Regions from separate parts of the Homo sapiens genome. Here region 2 is linked to region 1. A link is a contact called in ENCODE Hi-C data. All regions are on one chromosome and are shown on one strand. Each heading gives the region's core, a stretch centred on a gene start or an enhancer-like site at or near the end of the contact. The rest is flanking DNA. Distances are from core to core; before and after follow the strand shown.

Region 1 (2,721 bases), core at 59-2,558:
CGTAGTCACTGGTGTGCACGGGCACATGGTGTGGGTGCATATACACGGGCAGGACATATGCACACAGACAACCCACCACACACACACGCGTCGCACACACTCGGAGACTCTCTCGCGCATGCTCCTCTCTCCCAAACCCACCTGTACACCCAGCATAAAAAGGAACCCAACTCTATCACCCACATGTGCAAGACCACATCAAGTGCATTGCCAGTTACCTTTCCATTAGATAACCGAACCAAACCAGAACAAAAATAGGTTACTACCTAAGGAAATGATAACAAATTATTGGGCATACACAATGGTTGGTAAAACTCTCCTGCAGCGGCTTCTATTGAACCTCCGTGGAAAAAGGAAACCACAACCGTTTAAATAATACAAGAAAACCAAACCCGATGTACATTGGCAAAAGTGAAAACAGAAAGGTGAGGGGGCTACAGGACTTTGTAAACACTCTTCTTCCTCCCCTCCCGCTGGGAAAGCAAAATAAAACATTTAAAAAAAACCAAAACCGAAAAGAAACTGCAACATGCTGTCAAGAAAAGTGTCAAACCACAAAACAAAAGAGCGCTCAGCGGAAGCTCAGCACCACCTGGTTGGGCGGAGCCGGCGGCGCAGCTCCTCCCTCGCGCTGCCTGCGGGCCGGCGGCTGGCCGGGAGCTCGGCGTGGCCCGTGCCGGTCGGGGGATCCCGTCGCAGGTGGGCAGGGACGGAGTGAGCCGCACCACTGCCGGCCCGACGCCCATCCCCAGAGCTCCGCGCCCCTGGAGGCCTCCTCCTCCCTCTCCGGGCCGGGTTGGGGTCCTCCTGGAAGTCCTGCCCCGCTCCCTTCTCCAAATCCGCAGGGCCCTGGCTCTAGGGAGACAGCGAGGCTCGTACAGAATATGTGCAAATGGTTTCTACAAGCAGAGTCGAAAGACACCCGTTTGCTGTAGGGTCCTTTTGGTGAGGGCGCGCGGGAAGCCGGGGTGCTCTCCCCGCGGAGGCGCGGCCGGGCCCGGGGCCTGCGAGCTGGGAGAGGGCAGGCGCCTTCCTCGCGCCCCGGGACCCTCGCCGCCTCCTCTCCCCGCCTCTGCAGACGCAGCCGGGCGCCTTCCTCCCGGAGGGCGGCTCGCGCACCCAGGCTCCGCGTCTGGTCCCAACAGAAATGAATGAAGACGCTGTTCCGGTTAACTCCAGGTCACGAGAACAGTGAGGCACTTCTGAAACGAACCCATTAGGAACATTGAAACAAATAAAAAAAAGCCCGCATCTGGCAGCGCCCACTACAGGCTGCTGACGTAGACCCTGCTGTCCTGGAGCTCCTCCTCACTCGGTCGACCCCGCGCGCGCACACAGCCCGCGTCCTCTTCGCCCCCGGCTCGGTCCTGCCCCGCGTCCCTGCAGTTCACAAAGGGTAAGAGGGCGCCATTGGGGCTCTGTGGGGCGCCCCCGCTGAGGATGTTGTCGGCCGCGCTCTCCATCTCCTCTATGGTCATGTCGCAGGCGTCGGCCAGCTCCTGGGTGGTGACCTCGATGAACTTGGGATCTTGAGCAAACTGCCCCAGTCCTTCTGAAATCAAGACCTGAAGGAGCGGGGTGGGAGCCATGAAGAACCAAAGGAACATTACTCCTGGAGCCCAGCTCTTCCCTTGAGGGCTAGAGCGAGGGGGTATCTGGTAGGTCACTTGGGGAAGTGTGCGTGTGTGCACGTGTACGTGTGTGTGTTGGGAGGGGCACCCATGGGGAACAAGTGGAGATGGAGCATCTGCCAGAATTAGGGATGTGCAGGCCAGAGAAGTTTTGGCTGGGGTGGTCAAACACTGTCATCAAATATATGAAGACTTGCTTATGGCCCAGCACGGTGGCTCACACCTGTCACCCAGCACTTTGGGAAGCCCAGGCAGAAGGACTGCTTGAGCCCAGGAGTTCGAGACCAGGCCCAGGCAACACAGGGAAACTTCGTCTCTACAAAAAATTTAAGAATAATTAGCTGGGTGTGGTGATGCACACCTGTGATCTTAGCAAGGCCAGAGACTGAGGTGGGAGGATCATTTGACCCCAGCAGCGCCAGGCTGCACTGAGCTGTGATTGTACCACTACACTCCAGCCTGGGTGACAGAGCGAGACCCTGTCTCAAAAAACAACCAAAACAAAAACCAGAGAAGGTTTGGCTCTCAGAGGGGCCGGGGGGTTGCCCTGATGCTGTATCAGCAGATCCCAGCCTGCCTCTCTCCTTTCTGACACCCACTGAACCTTTATACTATTCTTTCAGAGAAACCATTCTCCCTGGTGAAACTGCTGAGACAGGCCCACTGCCCATTGCCTGCTGCTGCCTTTCCAGGGGTGAGGTATCTGTGCAAACACGGCGCATGCCCCTGCCTTGCTTCTGCTGGGAAGGGCCAGCAGGTGACCCTTAAGCTTCTCTGTCCTCCCTACCGGCTGCTTAGTGCCTGGCTATGGGAAAATCGGCTCCTGAGCCAGCGGGTCGGGGGAAGCTGAGTGCAGCCTGGCACTCGCTCCTTTCAGGCATCTGTTTGTCTTGCTCCTTGCCCACGCCACTCATTCTCTCCTTGCCCTGCTTAGTTTTTCTTTGGCACTCCTGACCTTCCTGATGTGTTATATATGTATGTGTTTATTATCTGTCTCTCCTCACCATGATGTGAGCTCATGAGAGCAGAAGCTCTGTTTCTCAGCTGTGTCCCTGTACCTAGAACAGGGCCTGCACATGGTAGGCGCTCA
Region 2 (2,700 bases), core at 201-2,700, 2.0 Mb before region 1:
AGTCAGAGGAAAGTAAGTTAAAAGAGGAAAATTAATAAAAATACCTAGAACTGGAGATTGCAGATAGCAGGTACTCAATAAATAGTGATTACCATTCACAATCTACATTACGTCATACAATTGTAATAGTTTAACAAGAACCAGCAAATGTCTTTGCAAAGACATTGTGACTACAAAACCATCCACTATAAGTGATGTGCACCACCACCTTCCCAGTGGTATGCAGGAGTTCTACCCAAGATGGAAAACAAAAAAAAAAGGATCCTCTAAACACTCCTAATTCTTGCCTCAGGCTGAACATCAAGCCTATCTGTGGTGCTTTTAAAAATTTAAGGTGCAAGGAGCTAATCTCACAAATTCTGACTCAATAGCTCTACACTCAGTCCTCATTTCTAATTTTTATAAAGCTTTACGAGTGATTCTGACATGAGCCAATTTTGAAAGCAAATGATATTCTGTAACGACTAAAATACACTAAGAAAAATACAACTTTGGGGGTTTGATTGGAATATGTTTGTGGAAGAGTAGAGGGTGAAAGGACAATGATGAAGTGTAACCGTATTTCTAATTTCCTTGCTTTTTAGTGAGTGGAAGGACAAATGTATGTTTTCAGTTTGAGGAGTGGGAGCAGATCCAATCAGAACAGAAGAGAAACTAAATAATGCTAACAAATTCTAACATAGCCTTCATTCTTCACTTTCCTTTCCACCAAGCTCCTGATTCTTCTCTCCTCAAACATCACTCTCTCCCCCAGACCCCAACGCACTTTGCCGAACACATTCTACATCCGTAGAGACGCTTTTGGGTAAAAGGATGCTTTTACAAATATTAGCTCATTTAATCTTATCAGAGACTCCCTGGTATTGTAATATTATCATTTCCATTGTGCTCATATGAATTGAGACCCATTAAGGGTTTGCACAAGGTCATAAAATCAATCTAAGAAAACCTCTCGCCACTAGCCTTTTTTCCCTCCCTTACACATTTCTCCCCCCGCCCCATACAAATATTTCTCATAACCCTAAACCCTTACAACCATATCAGAATTCTGATTCTCTCGATCCCTAACGTGTCCCCCGCATTCTCCTCTTCGCTTACAGCTGCTTAAGATCTTTTGTCCCCTCCCAAGGTGGTGCACAATTGAATATGTGAGCCGGGGAAGCGGAAAGCGAAAGGAGAAACCAGACTGAGGCAGCTCCAAACCTAGAGAAACCAGAGTGTGCCTAGGAAGTTGGCGTGACCGCTGCAGCACGGTGCCACTTCCAAAACCTTAAATCCCCGTCTCGGAATCCCGACCAGGGGCCGCCGTTCCCGGTAACACTTACGTGACATTGACAGGACCCGGACAACCCGGGATTGTGCGGCAGCCGCCATCTTTTCCCACAATCCCCCACGACAGCACTCCCGGCTGACTACGGCTGCTAAGCTGGGTCAAAACTTACCTTTCTCGCCTGTCTGCGCAAGCGCTAACCAAGAAACGACGGTTTCGGGTAGATTGTTGGTTAAGAAGAAAGCTGGGAAAGTGAAGGAGAGGGGGAAGAAAGGAAGTGAAAAGACTTTGGCTGTTGGAATCTCAGATCTGGAATAGGCTGTATAGGCTATTTATAATCTCTAATTGCCGAGGAACCTGAAGTTCAGAGTTAACCAGTGACTGACTCAGGACATGCAAAATGGCAAGACCCGAGGTAGAAGAGCTCACCTTTCCTGACTCTCAGTTTCCTGTTCCCTGAAAATGTAAGCTAAGCTGGCAGCCCTGGTGAGTCCGGAGGAAGAAGGAGGCGTAGCCCTCCGCGCTCAGGAGATCCAGGGCCCAGGAGAGAGAAAAGGGGGGACAAGAACGAGGGGAAAAGTGGAGAAGAGAAACCAAAATAGGGTGTGTCCCAAGTAAATAAATGTGCGTCGAGCCCGCCAAGCACATTCTCTCATAGGGACCCTTGCGCCTGCTGTTCGCGTTTCCTGGAATGCACACTCAGGTGTCTGCACCAGCTCAAGTCTCTGCTCAAAAGTGACCTCTTCGGATAAAACTTCTCTGACCATCCTATCCAAGGTGGTAATTATTCCACCAATTTTTGGTTTAAGTTTATATACCAAAGCACTTATCACCAACTAGCATATGAATCTAGGAGTTCTTAACCAGAAGTGTGATTCATGAGTGGGCTTCGGGAAATCTGTGAACTTCCTGAAATATTATGCAAATTTAGTGGCCATGTGTGCCATCTGAACATCTGTCTAAGGAGAAACTGCAGATGGCTCTCTCTAGCGCAATGGCTTGTAATTTTTTCTTTAACTGTGGTCACCTTTGAGAATCTGCATTGTTCTACAAAGAGCCATCTAGAAACTGAGGAAATTCCAGGTTAGACTAAGCGCTTGGATTTTAAAATACTTTATTCTGGTCAACCTCTCCAGATTGCTGGGTAGGAGATGGCAACCAGTGATCCTGTGAAACATACCTTAGGCTTATCAGAAAACCACCTAGTTTGGGGAGGGCGGGTTCTTTCTAGACTTGGTAATCCTTCCAGTGCTTTGTTTTTTCAGGAAAAGTATGTGTTTCTGGGATAGACAAAAAGGCCTGTGATGAGTAGGGATGTAGAAGTTGCTTATTACTAGGCTTGAAATCTTGGCTGTTTCCACTCTATCTTGCCCCTACTGTTTACTGAAGTGTCGCCTAACAAATTGAATTGGAAGAGAGAAAAAAACCTT

What was found. Hi-C counts contacts between places; a loop is a spot of excess contacts on that map. Pooled maps may share reads with other maps.
Region 2: a pooled map shows a loop between it and region 1 (3-fold over the local background). The contact joins the promoter of AKAP3 here to the promoter of CACNA1C-AS1 in region 1. A Hi-C loop is called at or near these places in 4 of 50 pooled maps.

Annotation. Positions count from the first base shown.
Region 1 is chr12:2,689,744-2,692,464 of GRCh38, reverse strand. CACNA1C-AS1 (CACNA1C antisense RNA 1) reads left to right here and starts at 1,308. Exons shown (of 4, transcript NR_045725.1): 1 at 1,308-1,396; 2 at 1,486-1,658; 3 at 2,255-2,325. CACNA1C (calcium voltage-gated channel subunit alpha1 C) reads right to left here. Exons shown (of 47, transcript NM_000719.7): 47 at 1-1,565. The coding sequence ends at 1,266. RefSeq lists a silencer at 579-848.
Region 2 is chr12:4,647,801-4,650,500 of GRCh38, reverse strand. AKAP3 (A-kinase anchoring protein 3) reads left to right here and starts at 1,450. Exons shown (of 6, transcript NM_001278309.2): 1 at 1,450-1,756. NDUFA9 (NADH:ubiquinone oxidoreductase subunit A9) reads right to left here and starts at 1,387. Exons shown (of 11, transcript NM_005002.5): 1 at 1,326-1,387. The coding sequence starts at 1,374. RefSeq lists enhancers at 962-1,617, 1,486-1,695, 1,976-2,025.